Regions from separate parts of the Homo sapiens genome. Here region 1 is linked to region 2. A link is an interaction called in ENCODE POLR2A ChIA-PET data of the cell type or tissue named here. Cell type or tissue: IMR-90. All regions are shown on one strand. Links, peaks and the distances in the headings refer to the core of each region. The heading gives the core; the rest is flanking DNA.

Region 1 (5,383 bases), core at 263-5,262, 330 kb after region 2:
TGTTTCTGACCAATGGCTGTACATCAGTGGTTCCCATAACTCCCTCTTTGGATTTGATAATTTTCTAGAATGATTCATAGAACTCAGGAAAACACTTTACTTACATTTTGACTTACGTGGTTTTTTTATAAAGGCTACAACTCAGGAACAGCCACATAGGAGAGATCACAGGGCCAGCTGTGGGAAGTGGGGGTGGCATGGAGTTTCCGTGCCCTCTCTACTTGCACCACCGTCTCAACGCCTCTGTGTGTTTAATAACCCGAAGCTCTTCAAATCCTGTCGTTCAAGGGTTTCTTTTTTATTTTTATTTTTATTTTTTTTGAGACAGTTTTGCTCTTGTCGCCCAGGCTGGAGTGCAATGGCAAGATCTCGGCTCACTGCAACCTCTGCCTCCCAGGTTCAAGCGATTCTCCTGCCTCAGCCGCCTGAGTAGCTGGGACTACAGGCGTGAGCCACCACACCCGGCTAATTTTTGTGGTTTTAGTAGAGATGGGGTTTCACCATGTTGGCCAGGCTGGTCTCGAACTTCTGACCTCAGGTGATCCGCCTGCCTCCGCCTCCCCAAGTGCTGGGATTACAGGCATGAGCCACCGCGCCCGGCTAAGTTTTAAATTATTTGTAGAGACGGGGGTCTTCTTCTGTGGCCTAGGCTGGTCTCGAACACCTAGGCTCAAGTGATCATCCTGCGTCAGCCTTCCAAAATGTTGGGATTCAGGCGTGAGCCACTGCACCCAGCCCAGTTTCAGGTTTTATAGGGCCTGTTGATTATTGAATTTGGCACACTCTAAGAAAAATAATCCCACAAAATTGTGAATCCACCATTAGAAATGATTTGAAATATTTATTTAGCCACCGTGCCTGGCCATTCCTGGGTTTCTATGGAGGTTTCTTTACACAGGCATGATTGATCAGTCACTGGCCGTTGACGAGTGCTTCCATCTCCAGTCCCTCTCTTCTCCTCAGATATTGGGGAGTGGCTGAAAGTTCCATGTTTTTTATTGAGGCTTGGTCATTCTGGTGACCAGCCCCCATCCTAGGGGCCTGCCAAGAGTTGCCTCATTAGAGCAAAAGATGCTTCTATCACCTATATGACTCAGGGAATTCTAAGAGTTTTAGAAGTTCTGTACCAGGAACCTGGGGGAAAGACCAAGTAACTTTCTTCTGCCACAAGCGATAGTGGGAGTGAGCAGTACAGCTGCCCCAGCTCAGTGCCTTTAGAAAGTTTCTAGGCCATGGCACAGGGGAAACCCAGGCAGAGCTAGGCAGCCTCCCTGCGTTGAGGAGATGGAGATGAGAGTTCAGGGAGACTAAGGCAGGTAGAGGTTGCAGGACGGAGTACTTACAATGGAGTATAAGGTGGACCAGAGGTGCACAGAGAGAAAACTTGAGATGTCCAAAGTGCCCCTCCACTCAAGGATCCCGCTGAGAACTGATGAGCAAGAAAACTTCTTAAGGCCAGGGAGAGAACTAGTTGAAGGATTAGAGAAAACAATGCCAGCTATTCACAGAACTGGGAATAGTGCCCGGCCCAAACATTTGAGGAAGAACTCACACCATTTCTACCCAAACTCTTCTGTAAAATTGAAGAGAATATGTTACAACTAATTCTATGAGACCTGCATGATTCTGATACCATAACCAGACAAAGACATTGCGAGGAAAGAAAACCCCAAACAAGACTCCTCATGAGCGTAGACGTTAACGTGCTAAACCCAACTGTGGCAAATCTAATCTAACAGTGTTTACAAAGGATGGTACGACATAACCAAGTAGGGTTTATCCTGATTTTGCAGGGTTGATTTAGTATTAATATTTGAAAATCAGTGTAATTCACCATATTAAGCTAAAAAAGAAAAATCTTGTGTTTATCTCAATAGGTACAGAAAAAGTATTTGACAAAATCTCATGTTTGCCCTGGTGTGATGTAGCAGAAAGTTTTTTATAGGAAGCTAAGGGATCCTAAGTAGCAGGGGATAAATAGGATAAATAGACTTAGAACACAAGTGAGGAGTCTGAACTCTACAGAGTTTTATATATATATATATATTTATATATATATATATATATATATATATATATTTTAAATAATTAAAATTAAGGCTGGGCGCGGTAGCTCACGCCTGTAATCCCAGCACTTTGGGAGGCTGAGGTGGGCAGATCACCTGAGGTCGGGAGTTCGAGACTAGCCTGACCAACATGGAGAAACCCCGTCTCTACTAAAAATACAAAATTAGCTGGGCACGGTGGTGCATGCCTGTAATCCCAGCTGCTCGGGAGGCCGAGGCAGGAGAATTGCTTGAATCCGGGAGGCAGAGGTTGCAGTGAGCTGGTATCGTGCATTGCACCCCAGCCTGGGCAACAAGAGCAAAACTCCATCTCAAAAAAAAAAAAAAAACAGTTAAAATTAAATAAATTTCATTTATTTTATTATTTTATTTTATTTTTGAGAGAGAGTCTCAAAAAAGCCTCCCAGGCTGGAGTGCAGTGGTGCCATCTCAGCTCGCTACAACCTCCGCCTCCTGGGTTTAAGCAGTTCTCCTGCCTCCGCCTCCCGAGTAGCTGGGATTACAGGCACGTGCCACCACGCCCGACGAATTTTTGTTATTTTTAGTAGAGGTGGGGTTTCACCGTGTTGGCCAGGCTGGTCTTGAACTCCTGGCCTCAAGTGATCTCCCTGGCTTGGCTTCCCAAAGTGCTGGGATTACAGGCATGAGCCACCGCGCCTGGCCCTCTACACAGAGTTTAAAAAAAAAAAAAAATCCAACAGCTATTCCTGATTAAAAAACAAAAACAAAAACAATACCCTCAGCAAAGTGAGAAAAGAAGGGAACTTCCTTAACCTGATAAAGGGGATCTCTGTAAAACCTACAGCTAACATCACTCTTAATGGTGAAAGACTGAATACTTTTCCCTAATCTCAGGAGAAAGACAAGAATGTCTGTTCTCACCACTTTTGTTCTAGCTAGTGTACTGAGGCGAGAAAAAGAAACAAAAGGTAGCTGGATTAGAAAGGACGACACAGTAAAACTGTCAGTTCACAGACAACATGATCATCTGTGTAGAAAATCTGATGGAATCTACAAAAAATCTTCTGGAACTAATAAGTGAGTTTAGTAAAGTTGTAGGATACAAAATCAATATCCAAATACCAATTGTTTCTCTATATGCTGGCAATGGATAATCAGAAATGGTAATGTAAAAATAGCACCATTTATAATAACATTAAAAATAAGAAATGCTTAGGAATAGATCTGGCAAAAATGTGTTAGACCCGTACACTGAAAACTACAAAACATTGTTGAGAGAAGTCAAAGGAGATTTAAATAAGTGGAAAGACATAGCATGTTCATGGGCTGGGAAATTCAGTATTGTTAAGGTATCAATTCTCCCCAAATTGATCTATAGATTCAAAGAAATCCCAGTTAGATCCCAGCAAGGCTTTTTATAAAAATTAACAAGCTGATTCTGAAATTCACATGGAAATGTAAAGGACCTAGAAGAGCCAAAACTATTTTGAAAAAGACAAACTTGAGGAACCCTGCCTGATTTCAAGACTTACTGTATGGCTGTCCTATCAAGACAGTGTGGTAGTCATGTCATGATGGACAAACAGATGAAGGGAAAAAAATAAGAGAGCTAGATAACAGACCCACACATAGGTGGACAGCTGATTTTTGACAGAAGTGCAAAGGTAATTTAGTGGAAATAGTCTTTTCCAAAATGAGTGCTGGAATAATTGGATATCCATAATCAAAAAATGAACTGCAAGCCATACTTTGCACCAAATACAAAAATTATCTCAAAATGAGTCATAGACCTAAATGTAAAACCTGAAACTATAAAACTTCCAGAAGAAAACATAGGAGAAAACCTCTGTGACCTATGATTAGTCCAAGATTTCTTGGCTCCAAAAGCATGCTCCATAAGAGAATGAATCGATAAATTGAACTTCACAATTAAAAATTTACATTAAAAAATACTCTTTAGAGACTGAAAAGACAAGCAAAATACTAAGAGAAAATATTTGCAAATAATGTATTTAATGAATGACTTGTATTCAGAATATATAGAGAATTCTCAAAGCTCAAAAATAAGAAAACATTCAACCCGGCTGGGCGTGGTGGCTCACACCTGTAATCCCAGCACTCTGGGAGGCTGAAGCCGGTGGATTGCTTGAGCTCAGGAGTTTGAGGCCAGCCTGGGCAACATGACAAAACTCCGTCTCTACAAAAAAATACAAAAATTAGTCAGGCATGGTGGCATGCACCTGTAGTTTCAGCTACTTGGGAGGCTGATGTGGGAGGGTTGCTTGAGCCTGGGAGGCAGAGGTTGGAGTGAGCTGAGATTGTGCCACTGCACTTCAGCTTGGGTGACAGAGGGAGATCCTGTCTCAAAAAAAGAAAAGGAAAAGGAAAAACATACAACCCAGTAAGAAGTGTGCAAAATATTTGAACACTGCAAATCGGTTGTACAGATGGCAGATGAGCACATGAAAAGATGCTCAACATCATTAGACATTTAAAAAATGCAGGCCAGGCATGGTGGCTCACACCTGTAATCCCAGCAGTTTGGGAGGCCGAGGTGGGTGGATCACGAGGTCAGGAGATTGAGATCATCCTGACCAACAGGGTGAAACCCTGTGTCTACTAAAAATACAAAAATTAGCCAGGCTTGGTGGCGGGTGCCTGTAGTCCCAGCTACTTGGGAGGCTGAGGCAGGAGAATTGCTTGAACCCGGGAGGCGGAGGTTGCAGTGAGCTGAGATCACGCCACTGCACTCCAGCCTGGGGAGAGAGCAACACTCTGTCTCAAAAAAAAAAAAAAAAAAAAAAAGCAAACTAAAACCGCAGTGAGCTACCACTGCATGTGTATTAAAATGGCTAAAATGAAGAAGACTCTGCAAGGCAAGTATTGGTGAGAACATGGAGGAACTGGAACTCTAATATACTACTGTTGGGAATGTAAAATGGGACAGCCATTTAGGAAAACAGTGTGGCAATTTCCTATGATTCAGCCATTCCTCTCTTAGGCATTTATTCAAGAGATATGAAGCTATATGCCCGCACAAAGGCTTGTGCAGAGATAGAGTATCTTTATTTGTAATGGCCCCAAATGTGAACACCTAGTTGTCCATTTGCAGTTGAACAGATGAACAGACTGTGATAAATCCATACTACTTAGCAATAAAAGTAAGTGAGCTCTTCCTACATGCTAGAATATGAATGAATCAGAATGATTTTGCTGAGTGGAAGAAGTGAGGTGAAAGAGTATAAAGCAATTTTGTTTTGTTTTGTTTTTTGTTTTTTTTTTTTTGAGACAGAGTCTTGCTCTGTCGCCCAGGCTGGATTGCAATGGCGCAATCTCCGCTCACTGCAACCTCCACC
Region 2 (5,383 bases), core at 116-5,115:
CAAATCTTACGAGCTCAGGGCTGCAAGAGATGGCTTGCAGAAATCGAGGTGCTGCAATTCACAATTGCAATGTGGAACCAACCAAAATGCCCACCAATCAATGAGTAGGTAAAGAAACTGTGGTATGTATATATGATGGAATACTACTCAGCCATAAAAAGGAATGAATTAATGGCATTCGCAGCAACATGGATAGAACTGGAGACTATTATTCTAAATGAAGTAACTCAGGAATAGAAAACCAAACATTGTGTGTTTTCACTTACAAGTGGGAGCTAAGCTATGAGGATGCAAAGGCTATAAGAATGACACAGTGGACTTTGGGGACTCAGGGGGAAAGGGTGGGAAGGGGGTGAGGGATAAAAGACTACAAATTAGGTGTAGTGTATACTGCTTGGGTGATGGGTGCATCAATATCTCACACATCACCACTAAACAACTTATTCATTTTACCAAATACCACCGGTTCCCCCCAAACCTATGGTAAAACAAAAGAAATCAAGGTGCTAGATATACCCCCAAGTCCTTCTCAAGTAAACGTCCCTCCTCTCACCCCCACAAGACAAGTGAACTAGGGAACTATAGGAGTGGTCACTGAATGGGTCCATTGTGGGCACCTCGGTCAAGGACAGCCACACTTGAATCTGGTCAGCTTGCTACAAGATAACCTGGGGGAAAAAAAATAGCTCTATCCCTTTCATGCACTGTTAAAAGATGAATTGGAAACATCAATTTAAATAGAACACACACCCTTTGATCCATTAGTTCTACTTTTAAGCATTTAACCTTTGGCTATTCCTATGTGCACAGGGATGTCTGCTCCAGAATATTCTTTAAAGTATTCTTATAGTAGCAAAAGACTATTAATGACTAGATATTCATTAATCAAGAATTAGTAATACATTTATGCAATTATTTAGGACCAAAACCTGACCTGAAATGACATAAAATTTATAGCCTTTATTTACCCACTTAGTATAAATATTCATATTTTGCTGTACACATACATTATATATATATATGTTTTAGAGATGGGGCTTCACTATATTGCCCAACCTGGATTCAAACTCCTGGGGTCAAGTGAGCCACCCACCTCAGCATCCCAAGTAGCTGGTGGGATAACAAGCATCAGCCACCTCAATGAGTTCTGTACATATATTAATGTATTTGATTATAGAGTGCTTTTCCAGGTCCTTATAGGATGGTATAACTTTTTAAATATAAAAAAATGAAATATATTTGGCCTTAAATGTTTCGAGTAAAGAATTACATTCCTGTAAATTCACAATGGAGTACTAGGCAGCCATGAAAAGAGAGAGGTCTGTCCCTATGACCTGCTGAGGAATGCTCTCCAAGACATGTTGTTAAATGAAAAAAAAAAAAAAAAAATCAAGAAGAAAACAATGTGTATTGCATGAGGGGAATGGATGGGTGGGTAAAGGAGACAAAGCATATGTTCTGCATAGCTGCATACCTGTAGAATATTTCTAGAAGGACACATAAGAAATTGATTATAGTCGTTGCCTCCTGGGAGGGCAAATGAAGACTGGTGTCAGGAATATTGTATTCCCTGAATACTCTTGAGTATTGATTAGCCAGGCCAGACTCTCTCACTGGCCTGTGGCCTGGGCTTATAGAGGAGGAAGAGCTAATAGGAGGATCAAGACAGCAACAAGGACCAGGCTAGGTGGCTCACGCCTATAATCCCAGAACTTTGGGAGGCCAAGAGGGGAGGACTGCTTGAGCCTAGGAGTTCAAGATCAACCTGGGCAACACGGCAAAACCCTGTTTCTACAAAAAATACAACAATTAGCTGGGTCTGGTGGTGCACACCTGTGGTCTCCACTACTCAAGAGGCTGAGGTGGGAGGATCACTTGAACTTGGGAGGCAGAGGTTGCAGTAAGCTGATACAGCGCCACTGCACTCCAATCTGGGTAACACAGCGAGACCCTGTCTAAAACAAAAAAACAAAAAAGATAGCAACAAGATAAAGAGACCCAGAAGACCCAGAGGAGAGCAGAGGTGTGTCTGTGGTTGCACACTGAAGAGACAGAGAGGGCTGTCGAGATAACCTCGTCCCTGGAGGCACCCTGGATCCTGTACTCCCTCCATTGCTGTGTTCCCCTCAGACCTGTCTCCTCTTCTGCTTGGGAAAAATGAAGGAAGCCTCTAGCCTTGTACCAGAAGTCTCTGTTACTAGCAGGAAGGTGTGTGTGTGTGTATGTGTGTGCATGTGCATGCATGCAAAGGGAAGGCTTAACATTTTCTAGTTGGGTGAGTTCAATGACTTTTGCAATCCTTGCAAAGTCAGTTCAGCAGATGAGTGTGCTGTCAAGAGCATTTTTTGGAATCTCCAATCAACTGCAAAAACGGCCTTCCGTTATCATGGGAGGCTCTCAGAGTGGTTAAGAATGAGGGCCCTGGGGCTAGCCTGCCTGGGGGCCCAGGTGCCTGGGGACACACAGCCAGGAAGCAGGAAGGCTGGAATCAGCCTCAAGTCTGGCTGGAGTGAGGGAGGCCCCTTCTGTGAAAGTGTAATTAATTGTGCTGCCTTCTCCTTGTGAATCTCTCTGTTAAATCCTAGACACTTCAAGTAATATAACAACTAACATCTATGGAACACTTATGGTGTGCCCAGCACTGTGCTAGGTACGTTAATACATGACTGTATTAACCCTCTCCAAAGTGGACATTATCAAACAAGGTGAGAGGGCTCAAGTCCAAGGTCACACAGCTGGGATTTGAGGCAGAGCTGCTTGGCCTCAGGACCTGAACTGCAGCCCTCACAGCAAACTGGAGGTATTAATTCACAGAGTCAACAGTGGCCTCACAGTGGCTCTGAGCAGTAAGGGGACATGTCCCCAGCGCCATGCTCATGAGCCCCACAGTGCCCTGGGCACCAGTGTGGATGCTGTAGGGATGAATTGGAAGATGAATAAATATTTCTTCCTCCTCTGTGATCTCCTTTTTTCCAACACTGCATGATAAATTTACTTCCTAATGATTTTTGAGTAAACTACAATGACCACAATTTCAAAATCATTAATAATTCATGTCCAAGGGCCATAAACACTATATAATCTCCACAGGCAGGAACCATGAATACTTGTTAGAAATGAGGCTAAGAATATTTTTACCAGCTGAACTGAAATTACCTACTGACTTCAAGCCAACCATCAAAGCTACATTTTTCAGAAATGACTGTAACCTGGCCAGGCACAGTGACTCACGCCTGTAATCCCAGCACTTTGGAAGGCCGAGGTGGGCGGATCCCTTGAGGGCAGGAGTTTGAGGCCAGACTGGCTAACATGATGAAACCCCATCTCTACTACAAATACAAAAATTAGTCAGGCATGGTGGGACACACCCGTAATCTCACCTACTTGGGAAGCTGAGGCAGAAGGATCACTTAAACCCGGGAGGTGGAGGTTGCAGTGAACTGAGATTGTGTCACTGCACTCCAACCTGGGTGACAGAGTAAGACTATGTCTCAAAAAAAAAGAAATGACCGTAACCTTTCCAATGCCTCCGTTCAGGCCACCTCTCCCAGGAAGTCTTTCCCTCCTCTGGCACTCCCTGGAGCTTTATTTGGGGCTCATCTATAATGTTTATCATTCTCTTCTTTGGTTTTGCCTCCTGGTATCTGTGGCAGCGGTGGAGAACTGAAGTGCCTTTAGGGCCAGAGAGGCCAGGCACAGGGTACAAAGAAGCACCTGGGTCGACAGCCAGAGCTATTTATTTTGTTTTCTTTTTTTGAGATAGAGTCTCACTCTGTCGCCTAGGTTGGGGTGCAGTGGTGTGATCTTGGCTCACTGCAGCCTCTACCTCCTGGGTTCAAGAGATTCTCCTGCCTCGGCCTCCTGAGCTGCTGGTACTACAGGCATGTACCACCACGCCTGGCTAATTTTTGTATGCCAGAGTCTACTTAATCCATGGAAAGAGCTGGTTCTCATGCATGGCTGCACATTGGAACCACTTAGGGGATTAAAAAATTCTGATGCCCAGGTTGCACACCCACATATTTTGACCTAACTGGTTTGGAAAGAGGCCTGGACATTGGGTTAGTTATATAAGTATGAATGAATGAATAAATGTATGAATGAATGAATTGCACCAGGCCCTGTGCTGACTGCTTTATGCCAGTGGTTCTCAAACTGCTACACGTTATAATCACCTGGGAACTTTTATTTTATTTATTAAAAAAAATTTTTTTTTGAGACAGGGTTTTGCTTTGTTGTCCAGGTTGGAATGCAGTGGTGTGATCATAGCCTATTGCAGCCTCGAACTCCTGGGCTCAAGCGATACTCCCGCCTCAGCCTCCAGGGTAGCTGAGATCACAGGCACAAGACACCACACCTGATTTTCATTATTTTATTTTATTTCATTTCATTTCATTTGAGACAAGTCTCACTCTGTCACCCAGGCTGAAGAGCAGTGGCCCGATCTCGGCTCACTGCAACCTCCGCTTTCTGAGTTCAAGTGATTCTCCTGCTTCAGCCTCCCGAGTAGCTGGGATTACAGGCACCTGCCACCACGTCCGGCTAATTTTTGTATTTTTAGTAGAGATAGGGTTTCACCATGTTGGCCAGGCTGGTCTCAAACTCCTGACCTCAGGTGATCTGCCCACCACAGCCTCCCAAAGTGCTGGGATTACAGACATGAGCCACCATGCCTGGCCTCACACCTGTTTAATTTTTTTAATTTTTTTGTAGAGAAAGGGTCTTGCTTATGTTGCCCAGGCTGGTCTCGAAGTCCTGGGCTCAAGCAATCTTCTCGCCTCAGTCTCCCAAAGTGCTGGGATAACAGGCGTGAGCCACCACACTCGGCTACCTGGGAGCTTTCAAATATCCAGATGTTGCTAAGTACCGTGGTTGGCAATGTTTAAATGTGGATTTAACCATTTTAAATGTGGATTTAAACATTTTAAAAAATCCACAACTTTTAAATGTGGACACCTACTTTTTAAAAATTATAACAGGGTACGAGCTAGATACAACATATCTTTGGGCTGAATTTGGCCTGGTGAGTTCATTGACAACAGCCACACCCTCCCTTTGTCATGGTGGCTTAAGATCCCTCAAAGAAGTACCCGATCCCAACCCAGGCTGGAAACTACGTGTTCACTCTCCAGGGAGTGCACTGGCCACACCACCTCACCACCACGTGTTCACCCTCCAGGGAGTGCGCTGGCCACACCACCTTACCACCTTGAGAAATACAACATTTGTTCTAACCAGCTCTGAGAAAGAGACAGCTGGTCTTCTCCTTGCCTTTCATGGTGACATAGTTTGATCTATACCTGGCATCCTGGGTAAGGCACAGAGGGTTGGGAAGTCAGGAGAGAGGGCATAGGATGCAGAAAGAAGAGGTGGGTGGAAAAGG

Evidence for each region. ChIA-PET counts read pairs that join two places held together with the same protein. Peaks named below come from ENCODE experiments on the same cell type or tissue, not always from the same donor. Only the 100,000 strongest peaks of a DNase experiment are listed, where the experiment ranks them.
Region 1: POLR2A ChIA-PET joins it to region 2 with 8 read pairs; 2 of 35 experiments call an interaction of 5 or more read pairs at or near these places.

What each region holds. Positions count from the first base shown.
Region 1 is chr16:27,247,856-27,253,238 of GRCh38, reverse strand. All of the region lies in intron 2 of NSMCE1 (NSE1 component of SMC5/6 complex), which reads left to right. Among named protein-coding and RNA genes, the nearest start is that of NSMCE1-DT, 18 kb to the left of the region's middle. In IMR-90, for the core only: no CTCF peak of the experiment used is centred there; no DNase peak of the experiment used is centred there; H3K27ac peaks cover 551 bases.
Region 2 is chr16:27,576,706-27,582,088 of GRCh38, reverse strand. The region is part of intron 2 of KATNIP (katanin interacting protein); the gene reads right to left. Among named protein-coding and RNA genes, the nearest start is that of KATNIP, 29 kb to the right of the region's middle. In IMR-90, for the core only: no CTCF peak of the experiment used is centred there; a DNase peak (open chromatin) is centred at 3,238; H3K27ac peaks cover 885 bases.